Regions from separate parts of the Homo sapiens genome. Here all the other regions are linked to region 1. Evidence: chromatin contacts called from ENCODE Hi-C or POLR2A ChIA-PET data. All regions are on one chromosome and are shown on one strand. The core of a region is the stretch at or near the end of the contact, and the rest is flanking DNA. Distances in the headings are between cores, read along the strand shown.

Region 1 (4,494 bases), core at 1,455-3,954:
AGTGGGTATTTCTAACAAATTGAAAGTATTTAATTGAAATGCATGTTATAAATAATTGCAATAATTTACACATTCTTAAAAATAACAATCCTTTTAGTTAGTAGATGCTCAACAATTTCAAAAACACCCTGTGTTCTCTCTTTTGATCCTTGACAACCCTGTGAGGTGGAAAGTGTACATGATACGGGTGAGAAAACTGAAGCTTAGAGAGATCAAGAATTTGGCTAAGGTCACAAACAAATTAGACTGTTTTCAAGATCTGCCTAAGAGTTTGTGATAATATCTTCTTAGTATTCCTTGTCGAAGGAGGAGAAACTGCCAGTTAGGTGGGAGAGTTCCAAACTCTGTACCCTGCACACAAGTCCTGTGATCTCATCTGGCTATGAGCTCCCCAGGCTTGCTACAACACCCTGAGTGACATCTGCCTCTGTCACTTGTCTAGAAGGAAAGGTGTTTAACCTAAAATGATTTACTTTCCACATGTAAGTAGTAGAAATCAAAAAGTCTTATCAGAAAGCCAACGTGATAAGAACTTTCTGAGACTTTTTCACAAACCAGTAGTACTGACATGGTTACAAACCTCATTGCCTTTTTGAGTAAAGAATGACAAATAAATGAGAATGGTAAATTGCAGATATCATCTTAGAAGCAGTGACATTCTTGGTAGGTATTGATAAAGAATAAGACATTGAACTTGCTGAGTCTCCTTCCCAGGAAGAACTCTATGAACTTCCATATGGTCTTTTCTTTTACATTCATCACAACAGCCCCACTGAGAGTCTAGACAGAAATTATGATCCCCATTTTACCTATAGAAAAGCTGAGGGTCCAGAGATCAATCGACTATTCCAAGGTCACATGGTGTCATCAGAAGAGACTCACACCAGAGCTAATTTCTCTTCAATGATTTGATTATTACATGTAAGTGACTTGCTTGAGGTAATCAAAGGAAAATATTTGGAGAATGAGGACATTTATGACATGCTTATCAAATATGCAGGTGACTGAGGACTGAGTGCTATGCTAGTCTTAGCTCTGATTTGGATAAGTTACTTAACCCTTCTGGGCCTCAATATCCTTCTTGGGGAAATGAGACAGTTAGTTGAACTAGATTAGGTTTTTCCAACTTTCTTTTTCTTTTTAATTTCATCAAATTAAAATCTGATGAATTTAATTGATAAAAGCTGATCCCGCCTCCTGCTTGGCTCCCTCCACCGCCTACTAGACCCCTGGACACAATCTAAAACCACAGTATTAGGTCATCTGAAAGCTTCTTCCTGTTCCTAAATTCACTGTTTTTATGATTGAAAGCAACTAGCCTCCTAATCTGGTACCTGTTCATGTTCCCTGCAGCATCTTGTGGTATAAAAGAGCCCCCAGACATGATGTCAGAGGAGCTGGGAGTGAATCCTCACAACCAATTATCTATGCAACCTTAATCAAGTTGCTTCACCTCTCTAAGTCTCTGTTTCCTCATCTATAAAATGAAGATAGTAACCCTTCCCAGGTAAGAGTGCTTTGTAAACTGTAAGAGACTAAGTAAATGGACGGTGTCATTAGTATTATCTCCTGTGTACAATATCCTTCTCCATGGAGAGGCGGCTTTATCCTTAGAATGACTCAGAGTACCAGTATGGGTTGAGCTGCTCTTTGGCAAGCTTGCCTTGGTATCTATTGTATTTGGGCTTCATCTTCCCGTGAGCTGAAAGCCAAGTCAGTAGAGAGGATGTGAGCTACCAACACAGCAAATAATTAAACCAAGGAGATGCCATCATTAAGTCCAAAGGGAAAAATTATCCCCATATGGTGACCTTGATAATAATTGCCCAGCTCTATTTCCCCCTCCACACGAAGCCATATTCCAATAATAATTACTGTCATTTGAGTGCTTACTTCATGCTAAGTAGATACTGTTGTTTACATGAGTTGTCTCATTTAATCTTCATAAGAACCTTTTCAATGGCATTACTCCTAATCTGCAGTGAGAAATAATCTGAAAAATAGTGTATTTTTCCTATTTTGTAGCTTAGAAAGGCTAACTAATTTGCTCAGATAATCAGTAAGTGACAGAGCCTGGACTCTGAATTTAAACCTCTGAACTGATCACCTCTGCCTCTCCCAATTGGAAGAAATGATTTTCCACACTCACTACGAGGGCCAACAGCCTCATTCCTGTTTATCTTTGCCATGCTTTAGTCAGCCCCATCTCTCCATGTTAATTATTATTTTCATTTCTTTCTCTATTCAAAAAGACTCCACTCATCTTCATAAAACTCAGAGGTGGAAAGCACCTATTAGTCATTGATGTCCCTGCTAACCACAACCCCCCTACTTGTTCTCTGTAACATGGTTTCTGCTCAGGGAGCCTCAGGGAACGGAGCCCAATCTCTTCCTTTGCGGAGTTAGTCCCGTAACTAATTCATCTCTGTCAGGAAGATTTTCCTCTTAGGTTTATCCTCTTCTTTAGTTTTGTATTTTATCCAATTCTTTCTCTCTGTGGGCTGCACACTTCAGCTCTTCAGATCACATTGCCTAAGCCTGCCCAGGCTCTCAGCAGTGATTTTGCTGAGCTGCCTCTTTCCCTTTTTCCATGGTCAGAGTAGCTTTCTTATTAGCACCTGGAGGATGGTGTCTCCAGTGGACAGAGGTAGAGGTGAGCCGTGGGAGGATGTTGGGAAAGAAAGTGAGGAGGAAGAGGTGTGAGCAGGAGGTTTGAAACCTGCTTAGTCAGAAACTCTTGGATCCAATTTGGCTTGGACCTTTCTCTTAAGTTGCCCCTCTACTGGCAGCAGAGGCATTTGCTATCCAGCTAGGCATGATTCCATTAGGATGCTGTCCCAGGCCCTAAAATTGGTGTCAGGAATCACAGAAATAAATGGAGTGCACCAGTACAAAGGAAGACATTGTGGTACAGTGGAAAGCATGTCAGCTTTAGGATTTGAAAAATCTAGTTTAAATCATTGCTCCACTTTTTACATAACTGTATGGTTTGGCAGTCATTTAACCTCCTGAACTTCAGCTTACTCATTTGTAAAATGGAGAGATAATACCTAGCTTAGGAGTTTCCGTAAGGATTATGGAGAATGGCCTCACACATAGTAGGCACTCAATCAATGACAGCTATTATTTTTCAAAGCCCTAATTCTAAACCACTTCCTCATAACCATGTTTCTTATTTGGAGTCTCCGGGCAACTGGCCTTACCTCTTATTCTTCCATTTTCATTGTGCTACAAACCAGCCTATAGCATTCTCATGTTCTAGCTTCACCTGCAGCATCAACAGTTCCAGACAGTTCCCCACAGTTCCTCACTGCCTTGAAAGCAGAACTCAGGTATGAGCTTTTAAATCCAAATTAACATTAATTTTGTTTTTCAATTTTTACTTTGATGTGAACTTTACCACTGCCATGTTGACAGGGACATAGATACTAATCTATAGGATAAAGCCCATTTATTAATAGGCTGTAAATGAGTGTTGGCAATTTCTCACTTGTATCAAAGACCCATTCCATATGCATGGGTATCAGCAGTAGTATCTTAATATGCAAACAAAATCCAACTTGAACAAATTTTGTTACAATACTCTTTTCAAGTGAATGCATATAAGCATCAGCCAAAAGAACACTGCCTGTCTCTTGGATAACTGAAATCTACTCATTTAACAAATATTTATTGAGAGTCTACAATGTACAAAAGACTTTGAAGGTGCTGGGATACATGATAGGACATGAGGTTAGCAGTCTTGGGGTCACTAAAGCAAATCCCCTCTTTAATGTAGCTTACATTGTAGTGAGAAACACAGGATACACAAGTAGACACATAAAGAAAATAATTTGAGATAATTTCTTCAATGGAGAAAACTAAGCAAAGTGATATAATAGTGACTAGAGAGGCTATTTTATTTATATATTTGTTTTTACTTTAACTTAAAATATCAAAATAATAGATGCACACTGGCCAGGTGCAGTGGCTTATGCCTGTAATCGCAGCACTTTGGGAGTCCAAGGTGGGCAGATCACTTGTGGCCAGGAGTTTGAGATCAGCCTGGGTAACAAGGCAAAACCCCATTTCTACTAAAAACAAAACACAAAAATTAGCCAGGTGAGGTGGCACACGCCTGCAGTCCCAGCTACTTGGGAGGCTGAGGCATGTGAGTTGCTTGAGCTGGGAGGCAAAGGTTGTAGTAAGCCGAGATCATGCCACTGCACTCCGGCCTGGGTGACAAAGTGATATTGTCTAAAAAAAAAAAAAAAAAAGAAAGAAAAAATGGATGCACATAATTCTATTTTTTAAATCTTTACTAATCAAAAGAAAGCTGGAATAGATGCACATAATTTTTAAAAATTTATGTAATTCTAAAACGTTTAATAGGGAGAGGAGGGATAGAAAGGCTCCTCTGAGGAGATGATAACTAAGCTGAAACTTGGATTATGAGGACACAGCTATGAGAAGGCCTGGGGAAAACCACATCAGGTAGAAGGAACAGCAATCCAA
Region 2 (4,494 bases), core at 1,061-3,560, 99 kb before region 1:
TGCATGCCACAAGTCCAGCTAATTTTTTTAAAATAATTTTTTTGTAGAGATGGAGTCTCACTATGTTGTCTGGGCTGGTCTCAGACTTCTGAGATCAAGTGATCCTCCTGCCTCAGCCTCCCAAAGTGCTAGGAGTACAGGCATAAGCCACTATGCCTGGCCTCTCTTATTTTTAAAAATAATACTTATCTTTTTATCTCATTATAAAATTTATGAGTAATTGATGCAGAAAATTTGAAAACACCAGAAATACAATGTAAAACAAAAATTAGTCATAATTCTACAACTCAAAGGTAAGCACTATTAACTTTTTTTAAAATTTTTCTTTGAGATAAGGTCTGGCTCTGTTGCCCAGGCTGCAGTACCATGGCATAATCGTGGCTTGCTGCAGCCTCAACCTCCCAGGATCAAACGATCCTCCCACCTCAGCCTCCTGAGTAACTGAAACTACAGGCACACACCACCATGCCTGGCTAAATTTTTAAATTTTTTGTAGAGACAAGGTATCCCTGTGTTGCCCTAGCTGGTCTTGAACTCCTGGGCTCAAGCAATCCTCCTGCCTCAGCCTCCCAAGGTGTTAGGATTACAGGCGTGAGCCACCAGGCCCGGCTACTATTAACATTTTGATGCATGCACTTTCACTATTTTTTACTTTATGTGTGTGTATATTTTAAAACAAAAATCATCAAAATTTACATTGTTTTGTAGCTTTTTTTTTCATTTAGTGATTACGGAACTATTTCAATGTCAATAAATGATCTACATTACAATTTTTTCCCCTATAATACTTCTTATTATACAAGTATTAACTGTGCATTGCTTTGAGCTTAGAAAATGGAGAAAAATTGTACAGAAAGAAATAACTCATCCAGAGATTAATTGCTTTCAATATAGTCGTCTATTTCTTGGAAGATTTTCCCCCATCCCTTCTTACTATTAGTCCACAGATCCTCCAGCTCAGCCAATGATAGCAGCTGTAGTCAGCTGGGTAATGGCCATTCAAAGATATCCTTGGAACTTGCAAATGTTGCCTTATTTGGGAAAAAGGTCTTCGCACATGTGATTATGTTTAAGGATCTTTCAAAGGCACCAACCCAGAAGTTGGTTTCATTTCCTGGAAAAAAACTTGATAGCTAGGGTTAATATATTGGATCCGGAGATGAAAAGGGCATCTATACCAAGGGAACTGACGTGCAGATTTTGGACTTCCTGTAGGTTAAGAGTTTGAATGTTCTGCATGTAGGCTGTGAGTTTCAAACTTTTTAAGTAGCTGAAAACTCAATTGAGGATGCGTCTGAGGTGGCACAAGTAGAAGCAGAATCCACAGCTGAGGTCCAAGTCAAGCGCTAGAGGCAAAAATGGATCAGAGGCACCTGGTGGAGGCTGTAGACAGAAGCCCCAGTAGAAAGACTTCTGACCTCATCATCAGCCATAAGCAAGGTGAAGGGCATTCAAAAGAAAGGGACTTTGGTGGCACAGGGAATTTTCAGTTTCCATGGTTCATCTACTGATTTAATGCATTATTGATTATATGCTACTAATTAACCTCTTTTTTTTCTTTTTGCCCACTCCAGAGTGCTAAGGAGGTCCGATTAACCTCTTTAATAACCTTGGTTTTTTGGTTTTTTTGGTTTTGAGATGGAGTCTCGCTCTGTCACCCAGGCTAGAGTACAGTGGTGCAATCTCAGCTCATTGCAACCTCCACCTTCCAGGTTCAAACGATTCTCCTGCCTCTGCCTCCCAAGTAGCTGGGATTACAGGCACCTGCCACCATGCCCGGCTAATTTTTGTATTTTTTAGTAGAGATGGGGTTTCACCATGTTGGCCAGGCTGGTCTCGAACTCCTGACCTCAGGTGATCTGCCCACCTCAGCCTCCCAAATTGCTGGGATTATAGGCATGAGCCACTGCACCTGGCCAAATAACCTTGTTTTAAATGGCCTAGTATGGGGTTGAGCCACAACCACCTCTCTCAGTGATTCTCAGGAGTCTGGAGGGGAAACCAGTAGGGGTGATCATCTTTAATAGTGACTAGAGGACCTTACAGAAAAAGTATGCCAAACATAACTGCTCCATGTGTGAATCTGTCATTCTGGCTAATTTGGGAGATTGCAGGGGTGGTCCTCCAAAAGAACAGAACATTTTGGAGGGTTTGAGTAGATGAACATGAAATGTTGGGTGTGGGTGGGGACAGTCACTTCAGCCTGCTCTACCCACCCAAAGCAACCAGACTGGAAGATCAAGCTCTTAGTTCAGAGATGACTGGGCTGGATTTCCCCAGCCACACCACAAGGGGAGTCCCAAGGAAGAGGAAACAGGGAAACATTGTGGGTGACACTGAGGCTTTCTCCCAGTCCTCCCACTGCTCTGGGCATTTCCTCCAGAGAGGCCCTGCTCCAACAGTGAGCACTGTGGGCTGTGCACCTGCTGCCCTCAATGGGGTTTAGCTATCTTCTGATTGAGATGGAGAAAGGTTGGATGACGAAGTGAAGGGGAGGGGGTTGTGCTGGAGCAGTGATGAGCCTCACGTCGGGACATTCCAGCCACAGAGTTAAGAGGATGGAAGAGGAAAGCCAGTGGGAGAGAAAAGGAGAGAGCATGAGATCCAGAGTTCGGGCACGGCTTAGAAATTTAATCTAACGTTAGATGCCAGAGCAAGGAGGAAGAAGGGACCTCTCATTCACCAGTCTCTTCCCTTATCCATCTACTTTCGCACCCCTAACTTGCATTGTATGTCAACACTAATTAATTCCAATGAGAAAATACATATGACAGTGCTCTGTGAACCTTAAAACCCTAATAATAATGATAATAAAGAATAGCATTTATTGAGAGTTACTATATGTAGTCACAGATCTAAGCACTTCACATATATCCATCTTATTTAATCCTCATAATAATTTTGTGACAGTTATTATTCTAATTTTAGTGATGGGAAAATTGAGTCTTAGGGAAATTAAGGTTAAGAAATTTGCCCATGGATATATAGATAGGAAATGGCAGAGTCACAATATGAAGTCTTCTAGATCCAGAGCCCAAACTATTAACCATTTTTGCTCTACTGCCTTGTTAAATGTCTGTTATTTATTTTCAACCTCACTAGATAAGTGCGGGTAGAACACAGACACCAACAGAACTTGAGACTTGATAAAACAACAAAAACAATAACAACCCAATGCATAATGAATGAGAACGAATCAATGGCAAGCCACTTTAAGGAAGCAAATTTGTACCCAGGCAGTTTTGAGCAGGAACACTAGTCCCTCAAGTGCTTCCTTTCTAGGCAGGTTCTAGGATGGCTGCACATATCCCAGGTGTACATGAAGTACCCAGAATCTGGGAGTGCCCATCTCTCAATTTCACTGCCTCACAGGCTCTGCTCTGTTTTCCTACTGTTGCTCCCAGTGGTATTCTCTGGTTTTGGGGTTCAACACTGCCCCATTGAGTTCTGGCTTCTTTTCTTCGACCGCATCGCCCTGCTTGCTGAGGCTGTGTGCCCTAAAGAAGAGGGGGGTACTTCGCAGGCAAAGTTATAACTAATATTCTCCCCAATGCACTAATCATACTCTTGGGCTTTCATAGTCTACCAACAGTTAAATTTTTATTAGGCCCATTTCCTCAGTTTCCTGAAGAACTTTGTCAAGGACTTGGAGGACCTTCCCTACAGCCTGAGTTAGAGAACATGTGGGTTGTGCTACTCAGTGACTGACTAAAGAAAATTCCTATCCACTAATGGTGAACCACTGTCCCAGAACTGAGCTAGAACATCTGACGCCTTTCCTATCTTGAGGAGACTCCTTCTATCTGGGTGGTTACCTAGAGGTTAGAGGCAGAGTCACTGCCCTGGACCTTCCGCCGCTTCCAGCATATCTTGCCATGGACTCCCCAAGAGGGACAGTCAAGATTTCATGCACATAGAACCCTGGCACTAGATAGGAAATAGATCCAAAAGAAAGGATTAAAGGGTAAGGTCTGAGGATGAAGAGCCCATAAACATTCCACATAGAGTCCAGAGTTTTGAGTCTGTCTGTGAACCACCTTTCTGGTACTATGGCCCAGCCAGTGCCACAGCATGGAAGTGCTCTTGGGAGAATATCTGCATACCCTGTAGAGAATAGTGTATATCATACAATCCTTTCATTCCCGACAAGGGAACACTAACTAGTTCTCCATCCCATCCTCCTCTTCTGCCCCCATATCTACCCATGATTGTGAACTACTTGGATAAATTTCTCAAGACTTTTGGCCTAGTGATGGTGTGACCTAATAATTTTGAAATCTAATTTTGAATTTCACCCTAGTTTACTTTCTGGTTGTCAATTCAGTATTATTTTTATGTAGGCTGGATGTTCACGCTGGTCAGATTAACCAGATAATTGCTAACACACTCTAGGTTATGTTGTTTAGAAGTAATAGCAGTTGGAGGAAATGGCCTAAAAACAAGCAAAACCAGAAAAAAAAAAAAAGCCAATAAGAGTTATCCAGTTTTGTTTAA
Region 3 (4,494 bases), core at 1,085-3,584, 95 kb after region 1:
TTGGTCTTGAACTCTTGGTCTAAAGCGATCCTCCTAAGCCTCCCAAAGTGCTGGGATTACAGGCATGAGCCACCACACCTGGCCTCTTTTTGAAATCTTAAACAGAAGCCAGATATATATTATAGATAAAAATGGAGTGTCTCTATTTTCAGGGGCATGGAAGAAACTGCCTACTCATCCTTTAATTTTCACTTCCTCCCTCATTCAGTTCATTTTAACTTTAAAAGTCTATGGAAAACAAGATGCAGAGCAGTGCTCTAGGCAGAGTTTATGCATATATCCAAGTAGGTTTTTTGTGTCTTATTAGCGACTGATTTATCATTTTCTTAAGATGGAAATTAAGCAATTCTAGTGGTAAGGTGTTAATAATTTCACTCTTTTTATGTAGACGAGAGGTTGAGCCTTGAAGGATGAGAGGTGTTTACCGTCTTAGGATGGGGTATAGTAGATAGAACCATATGAACCGAAGAGCTGAGGAATGTGAGCATGTAACACCTGACGTGTACAGTAGTAGGTATGAAGTCATATGGGAGCAGTATTTTTTTTTCTATTTTGTTCACTGATTTTTCTCCACTGGTACTTAATAGGCACTCAATAAATATTTTGCTAAATAAATGAACTGGTGATGTTGAAATCCAGTTAGTTTACATTTTGGTTGGTTTTGGTATTGTCTTTTAAAGGTAGCAAAGACCAAGTAATTAAATTTGTTAGATGAATATGAGATAAAATGGGTTCACTTTTCAATGAGGAGCAAAAATTTATAGACTTCCTTGAGCCAGGTAATAACTAAAACACAAAGTTTTTGGTGTTTTTAGAAAATAATATTGATTAGATTTTATGTTGCTAAAGTTTTCAAGTCAAGGTCATGATGAAACAAAATCTTAGAATGATTTATGTATTCATTTAGAAAGTTTCATTGAAAACATTCATATAATTGTTTTTGTTACACCCTGAACTTGCATGTTGCCATTTCTTATATTACACAGTAATTTTTTATACTTTTTATAAGGTTGGCACATACAAGTTATGGTTCTAAATACAGCTAAAGATTTTAGGAGTATAAAAATTATATAAAGTTGCTTGATTTGAGGAATGGGATTGTGGTTCCATAGGATGTTAAATTTGAGTTGTGAGATTATCAAGTTGTGTAAAAGAACGTTTTTCTAATTCCTGATGAATAAAGAATAGGAATATTGAGAGAATAGTGAAGTTCTAAGGGAAGAGGTTTTTTTTTTAAAACTACATAGGACTTATCTGATTTAAATATGAAGCCTTAAGAGAATTTAATGGTAATGTTATTAATTAGTTACTTAATTTACATACTAAATTGAATTGGGATATCAAGACATTTTATAGCCATTGGATGCAATGAGTTGTTTTTCTAGGCATATTGGGATTTTTAGTCATTTATAAAAACTTGTCTCTCTCTTTGTTTTGTTTTTGTTTTTGTTTTTTTACAGGATATGACATGTCTACATTTATTAGGCGGTATAGTAGATATTTAAATGAGAAAGCAGTTTCATACAGACAAGTTGCATTTGATTTCACAAAAGTGAAGAGAGGGTGAGTTAAGCTTTTTTTGACATCTAATTGATTTGAATTTTTAAAAATGTAAAACATAGGAGTTACTAGATTATGAATTATGAAATTTTAGCCAGTTTTAAAAGATGAGCCTCATTTTTCTTTGATGAGGTATATCAAGTACTTTTTGTGGTAGGATTTGTTTTTAAGTTCTTTTTATAGCACCTTTATTGAGATATCATTCACATAACAAAATTTATCATTTTAAAGTGTGTAATTCATTGGTTTTTAGTGTATTTACAAAGTTGTCCAACATCACCACTAATTTCAGAACATTTTTATCACCTCCACAAAGAAACTCTATACCTATTAGCATTCATTTCCTATTCCCTCTTCCCCTAGATCCTGGCAACCATGAATCTACTTTCTGTGTCTCTGGGCTTGTCTATTCTGAACATTTCATATAAATGAAATTATACAATATGTGACCTTTGTGTAGCATGATATGTCCAAGTTATAGCATCCATGTTATTTCATATATCAGTATTTTATTCCTTTTTCTAGCCAAATCATATTTTACTTTATGGACATATACTGCATTTTGTTTATCTGTTCATAAGGTGATGGCCACTTGAATAGTTTCTACTTTTGCCTATTAGGAATAATGGTGCTGTGAACATTAGATTTTATGTGGATTATCTTTTTAATTCTCTTCGGTGTATACCTAGAAGTGGAATTGCTGTGTCATATGGTAACTCTTATGTTTGTCATTTTGAGGAACTGCCAAATCATTTTTCAAAGCAGTTGAATCACTTTACGTTCCCACCAGCAATGTATGGCACTTTCAGTTTCTCCCTATTCTTGCCATACTTGTTATTTTCTGGGTTTTTTTTTGCCTTTTTTTTTTTTTCTTAAATGGTAGCCATCCTAGTGGGTGTGAACTGGTGTCTTGTGATTTTTAGTTTGCATTTCCCTGATGGCTAATGATATTGAGCATTTTTTTTGAGCTGTTGACCATTTGCATATCGTCTTTTGAAAAAATGCCTCTTCAAACCCTTTGCCCTGTTTTTATTTTTTATTTTCACTTTTTGAGACAGTGGCACCATCCCAGCTCACTGCAGTGTCGACCTCCTGTGCTCAAGCAATTTTTCCCCCTCAGCCTGCTGAGTAGCTGGGAACACAGGCATGCAACACTATGCTCAGTTAATTTTTAAAAAAATTTTCATACAAATGAGTTCTCACTATGTTGCCAAGGCTGGTCTTGAACTCCTGGGCTCAAGCAGTCTTCCCATTTTGGCCTCCCACAGTGTTGAGATTATAGGCTTGAGCTACTGACCTGGCCTTTTGCTCATTTTTAAATTGGGTTACTTGCCCTTTTTATTGTTAAGTTGCAAGAATTTTAAAAAATATGTTCTGGGCACCAGTTTCTTATCGCATAAATAATTTGCAAATATTTTTCTCCCATGGCTTGTCTTTTCAGTTTCTTGTTGGTGTTTTTTGAAGAACAAACATTTTTAATTAATTAAGTGTATCTTTTTTTTCCTTTGGTTGCTTGTACTTTTGTAATCATGTCTAAGAAATCATTGTTTAATCCAGGGTCACAAAGATTTACTCCTACTTTTTATTCTAAGAATCTTGTATTTTTTGCCCATATAGTTAGGTTCTTATCTATTTGGAATTAACTTTTGTATATGGTGTGAGAGGTGAGTCCAAATTTATTCTTTTGTATGTGGATATTGAGTTATCCCAGCAACATTTTGTGAAATTACTCTTCTTTCCCCATTGGATAGTCTTAGTACCTTGTTGAAGATGAGTTGACCATAAATGTAAAGGTTTATTTCTGGACTTGCAGTTCTGTTCTGTTGATCTGTATGTATATCTTCATGCCAGTACCACATTGTCTTGATTACTGTTGCTTTGCAGTGTGTTTTAAAATTAGAACGTGTGAGTCTTCCAATTCTATTCTTTTTTTTTTTTTTTTTTTCCCAAGATTGTTTTAGCTGTTCTGGGCCCCTTGCATTCCCATGTGAATTTCAGGATCAGCTTTTTGATTTCTGCAGAAAAGATAGCTGGGATTTTGTGGGGGATTGCATTGAATCTATAGATCAGTTTGGGGAGTATTACCTTCTTAATGATTAAATTTCTAGTCTATGAACAAGAGATGTGTTTCTGTTTATTTGGATCTTTTTTCATTTCTTTCAGTGCTGTTTTGTATTTAAGCTTTCTTTTAATCTTAAATGCAGAAGATGCATTTAATTTTTGCTGCACCCTAAATAACAATCATCTTAGTACATGATCCAGTCACATGAATGATATAGTCAGTGCTTCTATAAGTGATAACACCTGATATGCAGATTTTTTTCCTAGGATATAGGATGAGGCCTCAGGAGAAAGCCACTGAAGACATTCTTAGCAGCAGCGATGACCCTTGTAGCTATGAAGACCTGTCTTGAAGGGAATCTGGCATGTACAGAAATAGTCTGGTGAATGCCTTCCTGAGCCACTCTGCTGCTCAGTGATCCCAAAGGTCTAAGCAATTGATGTGTTCCTTTAGATTGTTCTATTGAAATTTTAAATTAATGGACTGAAGTGAAAAATTTAATTAAAATATAGAGGTAACCTCTTAGTTATGCAAGAAAATTTAAAGCTGAATTTAAATGTTCTATGCTGCCATTCCAAATCCATCAGGAGGTGATTATTTTGGAATATACCTAAAGTAAATTCTACAGATTTTGTTTCATATATTTAAGCACTTTGTAGAAGATTATGGTGGAGAACTTTTTTAGAAGTCTGATTTTTAACCTCTGTATCCTGTCCAATAATATTTCACTGTAAAGTGTCTTCAGTGAAGTTGATCTTCAGTGTATTTACAGATTTCAGAATAATAGATTTTTAAAATGGTAACTTTTGTTCTAATTTGAAGGGCCAGTCTTGAGAATAGTTGGTGAATTTTTTTATTTAATAGAGCAGTCT

What was found. A loop is a pair of places that touch in the nucleus more often than their neighbours do. ChIA-PET counts read pairs that join two places held with the same protein, here RNA polymerase II (POLR2A). Pooled maps may share reads with other maps.
Region 2: a map of GM12878 shows a loop between it and region 1 (2.2-fold over the local background). The contact joins two enhancer-like sites. A Hi-C loop is called at or near these places in 1 of 168 maps with a recorded cell type or tissue (GM12878), 5 of 37 single-sample maps with no recorded cell type and 14 of 50 pooled maps. POLR2A ChIA-PET finds 5 or more read pairs at or near these places in 4 of 52 experiments (GM12878, Panc1, WTC11 and 1 more).
Region 3: a pooled map shows a loop between it and region 1 (4-fold over the local background). The contact joins two enhancer-like sites. A Hi-C loop is called at or near these places in 3 of 50 pooled maps. POLR2A ChIA-PET finds 5 or more read pairs at or near these places in 3 of 52 experiments (Caco-2, WTC11 and activated CD4-positive, alpha-beta T cell).

Annotation. Positions count from the first base shown.
Region 1 is chr11:86,114,346-86,118,839 of GRCh38, reverse strand. No RefSeq gene overlaps it. Among named protein-coding and RNA genes, the nearest start is that of PICALM, 48 kb to the right of the region's middle. RefSeq lists an enhancer at 2,081-2,550. Within about 2 kb of position 2,704, at least 5 of the 41 ENCODE cell types and tissues checked have a DNase peak (open chromatin) inside an H3K27ac peak, as active enhancers do; they include GM12878, where a contact is called at or near this core.
Region 2 is chr11:86,212,712-86,217,205 of GRCh38, reverse strand. No RefSeq gene overlaps it. Among named protein-coding and RNA genes, the nearest start is that of LINC02695, 21 kb to the right of the region's middle. RefSeq lists an enhancer at 2,223-2,312. Within about 2 kb of position 2,310, at least 2 of the 41 ENCODE cell types and tissues checked have a DNase peak (open chromatin) inside an H3K27ac peak, as active enhancers do; they include GM12878, where a contact is called at or near this core.
Region 3 is chr11:86,019,436-86,023,929 of GRCh38, reverse strand. It overlaps PICALM (phosphatidylinositol binding clathrin assembly protein), which reads left to right. Exons shown (of 20, transcript NM_007166.4): 4 at 1,461-1,563. Among named protein-coding and RNA genes, the nearest start is that of PICALM, 47 kb to the left of the region's middle. Within about 2 kb of position 2,334, at least 2 of the 41 ENCODE cell types and tissues checked have a DNase peak (open chromatin) inside an H3K27ac peak, as active enhancers do.